Linked DNA regions of Homo sapiens: region 1 is linked to region 2. Evidence: chromatin loops called from intact Hi-C (ENCODE). Cell type or tissue: dorsolateral prefrontal cortex. All regions are shown on one strand. Links, peaks and the distances in the headings refer to the core of each region. The heading gives the core; the rest is flanking DNA.

Evidence for each region. A loop is a pair of places that touch in the nucleus more often than their neighbours do. Peaks named below come from ENCODE experiments on the same cell type or tissue, not always from the same donor. Only the 100,000 strongest peaks of a DNase experiment are listed, where the experiment ranks them.
Region 1: it touches region 2 in a loop (1.9-fold over the local background); 6 of 110 quality-filtered maps call a loop at or near these places.

The regions. Positions count from the first base shown.
Region 1 is chr22:48,940,918-48,946,279 of GRCh38, forward strand. No RefSeq gene overlaps it. Among named protein-coding and RNA genes, the nearest start is that of LINC01310, 77 kb to the left of the region's middle. RefSeq lists enhancers at 1, 4,860-5,154 and silencers at 1,106-1,306, 4,860-5,154. In dorsolateral prefrontal cortex, for the core only: CTCF peaks have their summits at 3,056 and 3,255; DNase peaks (open chromatin) are centred at 2,104, 2,274 and 3,054; H3K27ac peaks cover 2,663 bases.
Region 2 is chr22:49,023,874-49,029,235 of GRCh38, forward strand. No RefSeq gene overlaps it. Among named protein-coding and RNA genes, the nearest start is that of NHIP, 26 kb to the right of the region's middle. In dorsolateral prefrontal cortex, for the core only: a CTCF peak has its summit at 3,097 (motif pointing left); a DNase peak (open chromatin) is centred at 3,078; H3K27me3 peaks cover 1,413 bases.

The sequences.
Region 1 (5,362 bases), core at 87-5,086, 83 kb before region 2:
GGAAATGTACGGGGCAGAAATGGCCCACCTGGTCTGCCAGAGCCAGCTGTGCAACTCGGGTCAGGTACTCAGCCCTCTGGGCACCAGCTTCAGGCTCACACTCTGCAGACCGAGGCCTGAGTCAGGGCTCACAGTAGGAGCCAGGGAGAAAACCGTGCTGGGCCCAGGCTCCGATGCCAGCCACACTGGAGGGGTGCTCTGGGTGTCCTGCGGTATGGGCATGACCCTGTCACCCTTCCCAGGACCTGGACTCACTGCATGGTGCTCCCAGGTAGAAGTGGCACAGGGTCCTGCCTGCCTCATATCCCACAGGTATCTCTACATCTTGAAAGAGGGGCTCAGGTCCTGCAGCCGTGCCCTGGATCTTGGTCTCTCTTCTTTGCTCCTGGGGGCAGTGGGTGGGGGGCGGGGGGTTTGTAGGAATGACGGGGCTTTCTGGGCGTGTACTCACCCACCCGGGAGCCTCAGATGTGGGAGAGGCCTGGGGAATCCATGCGGATCCATGCAGCGGCACTAATTCCTGGGATCTGGGGTTGAACAGGTGGCTGGCCCTTCTTTAAAGCAGGTGCAGCATTCCTGCCACCGCCCACCACAGGCAACGGCCTCGCGGGGGACTTGCTGTCCTTTGGGGCTGGGATCTTATTTTTCTCCGAACTATCATCAGGAGGGTTGGTCATCCTGCACCGATGCTTTCCAATTTGGGAAGAGGGAGAAGGAAGTGCTCGGTGAGGCCTTTAAAAGTTGGGTTGGGAGGTTCCTCAGATGGATTTTCTCCTCCCTGGAACACCACTGGCTCATCCTGGGCACTGCAGGCTGGGCTGACTACTGGGGTCAGGATCCTGTCCTGACTGTGGGGTGAGGGCCATCGTGCAGGTGGCTTTGGGGGGCTGTTTGCGGCCATTCCGAGGGGCGCCTTACGCCCTCCCAGGTCCCCATCCCTGTAAATCAGCAGCTTCTAGGGAAGTTCCCTTTACGGGGACAGGACCCAGGAGGGTGTACAGTGCCTCTCAGGATGGCCTCTCTCTGCCTCCAGAGCTGATATCAGCGGTGAGAGGCATCAGTTCTCCAAGGCCTCCCGGGAAAGTCAGTTTGGAGCCGGAGTTCTCTGTTTCTAGCCGGAGAGCACCAGCCTGGGGCGGCAGGGTGAAAGGCCACAGGAGACAGAAAGAGGCTCCCAGAGGAGCAGGTGGGAGGAACAGGTGCTGGGCTTGGAGTTTTACGGGAGACAGCTGGACTGCAGTGGGCAATGTGGGGCCGACGCCGACATCAGGCACCACAGAGCTGACCTGGGCAGCCTCAGAGAGACCCTGTCATGGCCCGGCCCACCCCAACTCAGACCCCACCCTCAGGACACTGCAGCACTCCCCAGGCCACACCTCCTCCCACAAGGCCCAGCTTCCAGACTCTGCAGATCCCAGGGGGTTTGGCAGGGCCCTGCTCTGCCTTCTCTGAATTGCTGGGCAAGCCAGGCCTGGCTGCAGACAGGAGGCCCCAGACCTAACATGAAAAGCCACTGGAAGTGGAGGGCCTGGGCCTGGGGCCTGGATCACTGCTGTGGGTGCACTTTGCCCTCTACATGCACACAGCTCTACGTCTGAGATTTCAGAAAGAGGGGGCTCTCGTCTACATCCAAAGCAGGGGCAGCTGTCCCCCCAATCTGATCTCAGGGCTCACTCACTAGAAAGTGAAACTCCATCCAGCCTCCAGCCCTGCCTGTTGGGGCTAGATCATCACCCTCGCCACAGAGATTTCTGAAGAGAGTGCAGGAGAGTCAGCATCCTGTTGAATAGGTGCTGCCTATAAACACAGGGGGCCGTCCTGCAGGCTTGGAGGGCCTCCCCTCCATCCCTCCTGGTCCTCATCACCAGGTCCCTCCCCTTAGCTTAGTCCAATTCCTGCCTCTTCCATCCTCCTGGTTCAGTAATTAATTGCTAGAATGCCGGGTGGTGCACAGTGATGAGGAGAGCTGGGCGCAGAGTCAGCACCCAGGACAGCAGTTGCTTGCCCACGTTTATGGTCACAGGGCACTGGGCTCTGGACACGAAGACACACATGCCGATGTCGGCCTTCGAAGAGCAGAGACTGGGGCCCCTGGAAATGGGTCTGGGGCCCGGGAGGTGTGTTCTGGAATGTTCTGTGAGGATCCAGCCCTGCCTATGCCATGTGTGAAAGTGATTGCTTCCTCCTTCAGGCCTTGCTCAGGGCTCCAGCGTGGGCGGCCTTCTGTTCCCGTCCAGCTGAGCTCTCACACAGCCTGCCTGGCTCTGCCCCACCCTCGGACTCGAAGCTGTGAGTCAAGGCCCTTTCTCTTGGGGCCATGGGCACCGTGATGGAGGCGCTTCACCAGCCTGGCACCACAGCATCCCCCATGCACAGCCTGGTGCTAACACAGAGTAAGCCCTCGTCGATATTTGTGATTGGACACAAGGATGACTGAGTGACTATCTGTGATTGGACACAAGGATGAATGAGTGAGTATCTGTGATTGGACACAAGGATGAATGTAAATGAGTGAATAACAAGAGATGGTCGAGGTGATGCCCGATAACGCTCCCAGCTTAGAAACTCAGTGGCTCCTAATCTTGCCAACTTGTGTCCAGGCATCTAAAGCCCAGCCTGGTTTTCCTCACAGGTCAGAGAGATGATTTGAGAGGCTGTAGCAGAGCCACACACTCCAGAATGTGTCCCTTGTATGTGAACTGCTGCACCTGAAATCACACCATTACTCACACAGCTCACCCTAAAAATGCACCGATCTCTGGAAGCAGCATTACTTAGAGCTGAGAGCAGTGTGCATTCTGGGACAAGCAGAGTTTTCTGGGATCAAAACTGAGCGTGGAATGAAGCCAGTTCAAGGTCCAGCCAGACAAAGCTCTCAGTAAACGTCCGTCACAGGGGCCAGACAAAGCTCTCGGCAAACATCCGTCATGGGGTAACCAGCACAGGGAAGTGAGGGGAGTGGACCAGTCCGTTACGGCACAGAGGGTGCTGGCACCTGCGTTTTCACTGGTCATCCTCTGGGCAGGGAGAGAAGCATCCGCTGCTTCCCTACACACTGTCCAGCAGGCGGGGCCCGTGAGCCTCCCCGGCTCAGCTGAGCAGCCTGGGGCTCCCCTCCACCAGGCCAGGAAACCCTCCTTCCACAGGCTGTGGCCTGGTGGGAGGGCCCTGTTGGAGACTGAACTGTGTTGCTGAAGTTCTCATCCCTGGAACCTCAGGCTGAGCTTATTTGGAAATAAGGTCTTCGTAGGTGAAGTAGTTAAGATGCAGTCACACTGGAATCCAGTGGGCCCTAAGCGTGAAACGCCTGGTGTCCTCAGAAGAGGAGAGAGACAGAGGCAGATGCCCTGGGAGGGCCACACTGCAACCACGATGGAGGCAGAGACGAGGGACCCCAAGGATGGCGGCCTCCAGGGGTGGACGGCAGCCTGGATGGACTCTCCCGCAGAGCCCTCCGGAGGAACCCACCCTGCCGACACCTTTTCCCCGAGTTCCAGCCTCCAGAACTGTAAGACAACACCTTTCTGCTGTTTTAAGCCACTGAGTTTGTGTTAACTTTCCCAGCAGCCACGGGAGGCTGACCCCGGGCTGTTTCCTCCCCCGGAATCCCACGGCTCTTCCTAAAGTGTACATTTTTGGCACTGCAGCCACCCAGATGCCTGTGGGAAGTTTCTCCAAGGGCCCTAATTGCACCCTGGGTGTGCCCTGTCCCCTTTGCCATCAGCCTGGGATGCTGCAGACGCCCTTGCTAGAGGCCAGCTGGGCCCTGGCTGGAGGGACCCACTCAGAAGGAAACCCCATTCTCTGCTTTCAGAGCTGGGTCCCTCCCAAGCATCTGGCCCAATCCGTCTTCCCACTTCCCTCCTCCAGTCCCGTTTTAAATAGAATCCATCAGCAATCAGAGCGTGAGGCCATCAGCCCAGCTCAGAAGCACAGCCCGGCTCCACGGACGCCAACGGAGGGTGTCTCCCGCCGGAGTGAACGGCTGCCCGGCTGCTCCAAACAGCTCGGCTCCCCCTATACTGTCCCCCTTCTTAATGGCCATGGGTGTCCCCAGAGCCGAGAAACTGGGGCAAGGAGTTGTCGTGCAGCAGAAAGATGGGTTGCCAGGCTCTGAGGGGCAGAATACGCTTCCCGCGTCTTGAGCAGGTTCTACTGGAGGGCCAGAGCAGGAGGCACGGCAGGAGCTGAGAGGGAGGGTTCGTGTCCAGCGGGCACCACTGCAGCTCAGGCAGGCAGGACCCAGCTGGCGGCTGGGAGGCCTCACACACGCGCCTCCATGCACCCATCTGTGCCTGCCTCGTGCGGACATTGTGAGGATCACAGGGAGCAGGGGTGGAAGGACCCAGGACAGCACCAGGTACATCAGCCCAGGCGGCTTTGTCTTCAAGGGTGCCATTGCGGCTCAGACAGGTGGGACCCAGCTGGCGGCTGACCACGGAGCCCCAGCAGACTGAGGCAGCGGCCCAGGGCTCCGTCTGGAGGGGGCAGGTCTGAGCAGGTGGAGCAGGGACAGGAGGCCGAGGGCTGCATCAGAATCTCCGGGAGCGTGGGGGCTTCCACTGCTCTTTCCGGTCCTGGGGGCTTGGATGGGGCCCAGAGCTGGGTCCTTCTCTGACTTCCCCGGTGACGCTGCCTCATAACCAGTGCCGCTGCCAGAGGCTCCTGACCTGTGTCTGGATGCTCCTTCTGCCCTGTCTGCCCCGTATGAGGGATGGTTGTCCCTAAGATCCTCCTGACAGCCCTCGGGCCGTGAGTGTGCGTGATGTACCTGGTGCTGGCCTAAGTCCTTCCATCCACGCTCCCTGTGATCCTCACAACATCTGCACGAGGCAGGCACAGATGGGCACGTGGAGGTGTGTGTGTGAGGCCTCCCAGCGGTGGGGATGGTGCTGGTCCTGGCCCGGACAGGCTGACCCCAAGCCCATGTGCCCAGCACTGAGCATCTCTGCCTCTGAACCTTGCCCCACACTGAGGCCGGCCCAGGATAGCTGGCCCTGCCCAAACAGACCTGTCTGGCTCTGAACTTTGGGCTGTGCTGCCCCAGTGCTGGAGGAGGCGTGGTCTCCAGGTATTCCCTGTGGGAGTCTCTGGGCACCCTTGGTGTGGCAGCTCCGAGTCTCTGGGTGGGCTCAGGCAAGATTCTATAGCCCAGGTTCTGTGTATCCTGAGCTTCACCCCCAGACCAGACCTGGCTGCCATGAGGTGGGGTGGGGTTCTTGCAGCAGGGCATACGGAGGGAGGGAGGCTTGAGCATAAGGATCAATGATATCACAGGAGAGAACAGGACAGGAGACAAGACGGACCCACAGAGCTTGGGGCCTGGGGAGAGGACATCACTGTTTCAGGGAAAAGTGGATGT
Region 2 (5,362 bases), core at 238-5,237:
TGAGCAGTGTCTGAGTGCATTTCCGAGTGTGGACCTGGATGTCCTTTGATTGTCTCCTCAAGTCCTAGTTAAAGAATCCCACTGGTGCTGGTCAGAGCCAGCTTCCTAGACACGTGGGTCCCGGCAGGCAGCCCTGTCGTGGGGCTCAGGTAGCCGGGTGGATCTTTCTGGCCAACAGATCACCTGCGTGGGGCCTGCATCTGTGGCCGGCCACACGCTCCAGGCTTCAATGCATGCAGGTAAATTTGGGAGTCTGTTCCTGCCCGTTAGTGATATCGGAGTTCAAATTACTTGAAATAGCACAATTGAAACAGACTCCCGGCGCATTGCTCTGGTGGGGCTCAGGAAGCTCGCAGGAAGCAGAAAGCGTGGCTGCACCGTCACCACGCCACCACGAATCTTGCCTCTTTATGCATGTGAACCAGGTAACGGGTTTCGTGACGTTTTCATACGCCCTGCGGGACCTGCGTTCTGCCCTGTGCTCAGACCGTGGGTCAGAGGCGCCTGCTGGGGCTTTTGCACCGGGACAGCTGGAAGGTGCCCTGGCCACGTCCACCGTGGTGTGCAGTTGCTCTGTGGTCAGGGCAGGGGACTTTCCACTTCTCCTTCCCCGCAAGGCAAGAGCAAAGGGGAGCCCGGGCAGAAGCGGTGCCCTCGGGTGCCCTGGGGTGGGCTCCATGCCAGCATCTCCTGGCCAGACCCTTGCGACCAGTTGGATCAGCCCCTGAGGTCCCATGGCTCTTGCCTGCAGTGCAGGCTCCTTCCGGTGGCCAAGGTGCTTTTCCAGGGAGAGCACCAGGGTGCATGCCCGTGGTGCAGCGTCGGAGCTGGTGGATGAGAGAAACCTGCTGTTATGGGCGGGGCCCCAGGTTGGGGCAGAGCAGGGATGTGTGGAGCCTACTCTGTGGCTGAGGCCCAGGCACTTTAGGAAACTTTCCACGGCGCCAGAGCACGAGCCCAGACCCCAAGGGGACCCACATGGAGCAGAGGAGCTGAAGCTCCTGCGTCCTGGGCTCAGGTGACCACCACATCCAGGTGTGCCTGCGGCCTTCCCAACATCCTGGGGACGCTTTAGTCCTGGCAAGCGGGGCGGTGAGTCACCCTGTGCAGGGTTCAGGGAGGCCCCAATCCCCAAGAGACCGCTCCCTCCCTGGCTGAGCCCTGGCTCTTCCACAGGGGAAGGCATTGGGTTGCACCTCGCTGGAATTCAGCCCTACTCAGCAGGAAGGAGGAGCTCAGGGGTTCCCCAGAGGTAGTGCCGGTGGGGTGCCTCCCTGCTGTTGCTGTGATGTGGGTGACAGACAAGCTGGGAGCTCAGCAGCCCACAGCAGAACACGTGCACCGCTGGGCAACTGGGGGGCAGCCCGGGAGTGGGGAGGGTTGGGCAGCCAATGGGGGCAGTGGGGTAAGCAAGGCTGCTCTTCGCATCCTGTCTGGGCCCGTCTCCCCCAAACCCTGAGGCCAGCTGGTTTCACCTCAGTGCTGAGTGTCTCTCATCCTCCAAGAGCCCAGGCCCAGGACAGGGCAAGAGGAAAATGATGGTCAGACACACGGTTGCAGTCCCCTCACCGTCTGATGGAGACACTCTGGAGTCACACGAAACAAGGGTCCCACGTTTGGCACAGGTGAGGGGTTGGAGCCACACAGGAAAAGGGGGCCTGCCTTTCTGAGGCCGGAACTGCAGAGCAGGACAGACCTCTTGGCAAAGATAAGCAACATCGTCACAAAGACACAGGCCAGCCCTTCCCCTGGGGGATGGATGTGTGGGGAGCCTGGTGGGGCTGAGGCGGGAACGCCCCCGGCTCCCATCCTTCTGGGATAAAGCTCCACCCTGGAAAACAGTGGAGCTCATCTTGGGGGGGGGGACCCATGGGATAAGGACACCTACCTGAGTGGGGCCACTGGAGGCAGGGCCATGGTGCGGGGGAGCTGGGAGGGGATACTTGGGTGGGGACACCTCTAGGGGATACCTGCCTGGGGTGGGTGGGACACCTGGGCAGGGACACCTGAGTGGGGATACCTGGGGCGGAACACCTTCGGGGGGGTACCTGGGGCAGGTGGGAATACCTGGGGAGGACACCTGAGGGGGGTGCCTGGGACGGGACACATGCAGGGACACCTGAGTGGAGCCCCTGGATGGGGTCAGCTGGGTGGGGTCCCTGGGGGGTCACCTGGGCGGGGCCCGCGACAGGGAAGTCTCTGGCAGGGGCTATGTTCCCCCACCCTGGCATTAGCGGCAGGTGCCCGCCCTCTTCCTCCTGACTGGAAAGGGTTCCCTTAATGCTACTTTCACTGTTATTTACATATGTTGTGAAGGATGAGGACTTGATCTGTGTTGCTAAGCGAGGATGGTGTTGCTCTGGCACAGAAGGAAGTCTTCAATAAAAGTGTGACCATAAAGGAAGCGAAGGTTCTTTCTCTAATGTATTCGGAATGCCTGCGCCTGGCACGCAGGCCCGCGGCACTCCTCAGCATCTCGCTGCCTGTCTAGCATCAGTACATGTGTGATATTGATTTTTTTTCCCCAGCAAGTGTAAGAAATACACATTTTATTTACCTTTTAAATTCCCAGCACCCATTGGCTGCTGGTTTACAGGCTGCAAAGTGCTCAGCAGTAGAAGGCTCAGGCAAGTCCAGGGGAGAAGCAACCCCAGATAGCGAGACTGCAGCTTCCCCGCTGCCCCTGCTTGAGCTGCGAACTGAAGACCAGCCAGGCAGCTGCTGCCCGCTCCCATCTGACTGAGGAGCCAACTGCAGCTCGGTTGGGGGTTCTCTGAGGGCAGCAAGGACTGGGGCAGCTCTTCTCCTGGGTGGTGATTTCTGGTGGTGGTTCTTGGGAAGCACACTGGATGCCCTGTATCTGTTTTCACAGCTAAGAAGACTCTCATGTCACTGAAGTTTCCTGGGAAGCCACCCCATGGGGCACATCCTCCTGACTGCAGGTTTGCCTCTTGCAGGAGCAGCTCAGCCTGCCTGAAGGGGAGGACTCTGTGAGGTCCACAGGGCACCTCATGCACCCACCTCATCTCCAGGGCAAATGTCTGCTGAGTGCCCCAGCAGTGGCGTGCTTCCACCCCCTAGAGGTCGACCTGGCTTGCCAGTGGCTTGCGGGGCTGGAGACAAGGGCAGATGGTTCTGGGCACCAGCCCAGACGTCTCCTGCACACAGACATGAGTTGCAGACATTTGGGTCTGAGCCCCCAGGCTCTATGGGCCCTGCCTGTGAATGTCAATCAAATGTCCTGCCTCAAAGCTCTCCCCATTTTGAGAGACATCAAACAATGTGAAATGTAACACGCAAACACTTCAAAACCAAATCAGAGTAAGACAGCACTGCTCTCATTCTCTGCACTGCTCTTTAGGCGACAGACACTCTGCCATCTGCCTCCCTCTCTCCTCCTCCCTTCCCCACTTCCCCAGGGCCTGGAAAGCCACCCTGTGCTGCTTGCTTCCACTCCTCGGCAGCCCTCACAGCCTGGTCTCTGCATCCACCTTGCCAGTAAAACTCTCCAGCCACTGGCCATCCTGGGCGACAGAGAGCCAAGCTCCGGGCCCCGTCTCCCATCCCCTGCATCCCCTGACCTCACTGGCTGCTGGACACCATCTCGTCGTCTCACTGCACTCTTGCCCCCTTGCTTCCTCAGGACTGCTCCTCCCTCCTCACTGCCCCTTCACTGTCCTGCCGGGTGTCTCCTCTTCCTCTGCCCTGGCACTCCAGTGGCCAATGTCCTGGAACAGTGGCCGCACATCTGCGCCTCCCCCATCCATCCAGGGCTCCCCTCGCCTCCTCTGCACTGTGTGTTTGGTGGAAGACACAGACCACAAAGGCAAGATGGCTCCGAGGGTGACGAGAGCATGCGTATTGACCACGGTCCTGCTGCAGCCACCAGTGCACACCCTCCTCTAACATGCAGAGCAATCCCACGTAAGAGGGTTATCACCGATCCCGTGTTCTAGATGAAGAACCAGAGACGCAGAGATGTCATCCTGACAGCCACTGATAGTGACTGAGCACCTGCTGCCGCTGGCCCTGTTCACGTGGTTTCCACTTCTACTATTTAAACCTCCTGGTCACCCTATAAGACAGGTCCTCTACTGTTTTACAGAAGCAGAAATGAATCAATAACTTTCCTATTGCCCCAGCTGCTAGAACCCTTGATGGGTCATGGAGCCCAGAGTCAAACCCAGTGCTGTGCCACGGTCTCCTTCCCCTCAATTCATGGAGGTACAGAAGGAAGGAGGGAGGAAGGGGAGGGAAGGGATGGAGGCCTTTGTGCTCTGCACACCAGCTGAGCAGGAGAAGGAGCAGGAGGGGTGTGTCTACACTCGCCCTACCTCACGTGTCCTCACCCTGCTGCCCACCCTCACCCTACCTCACATATCCCCACCCTGCCGCCCACCTCTCATGTCCTCACCCTGCCTGGAGGAGTCCAGAGGGGCAGAGTTGGCAGAGCCAGAGTGGACAAGGCCGTGCTGTCAGGGAAGCAAATTTCTGGAAAGCGGCAGCAGCTCCCCCGGTCAGTGCTGGGTCTGCTCCTGGCTGGATGGACTCTGTGTCCCAGCACTGTCTGGGTTGGGACCCATCGAGGCAGGGCTTGTGGTGGTCAAAACACTTTTTATGTGCTCAGTGGGAGGCACCATCCTCTGCCCTGGAAGGTGCAGATCTGGAACTTCACAGAGGACAGAGCAGGGGTGAGAAGGGAAGCCTCAAGCCTGTGCGGTGTGGGGTCTCCTCGCAAAACCCTGTGTGACCCGGGCTGTCTGGGGGGCAGGCACCTGGCTCACTGCTTCCTCTTTATAAGACCTTCCATTTTCATGCCTGAGTCCCCCCTGCTAGAATGTAAGCTCCCTGAGGGCACAGGCTTTATGTTTTCAGACATGTTACTCAGTACACACTTGGTCCATAAAGATTGAAGCTCAGCCAGCTGGCAGCTGTGGAGGAACTTGTTTTCTTTCTTTTCTTTTTCTTTCTCTTTCTTCTTCTCCTCCTGCAGCATTAGCTGAGATCCAGGTCATCGGTTTCACGACTGCTCAGAGCTGCACTATCCTATGCAGTGGCCACACATGACATGTGGCTGTTTAAAATCATTGAAATGAAGTGAAATAAAAACTCTGCACCAGCTACACATCAGGTGTTCAGTAACCACACGTGGCTCATGGCTCCTGAGCTGGACGAGGCAGAGACTGTCCAGAGACGCCTGCAGACATCCTCACCGCGGGCTCTTGTGGAGGAAGGAGCAACTTTGAAATGCAAGAATTATGACTAAAGTGTATTTTAAATAGGGATTGCCAGATGACTTCCAAAGAAAGCTGTTGCAATTCTAAATTTCACCAAGTCAGGAGCGCCTGTCACCCTGCAGTTG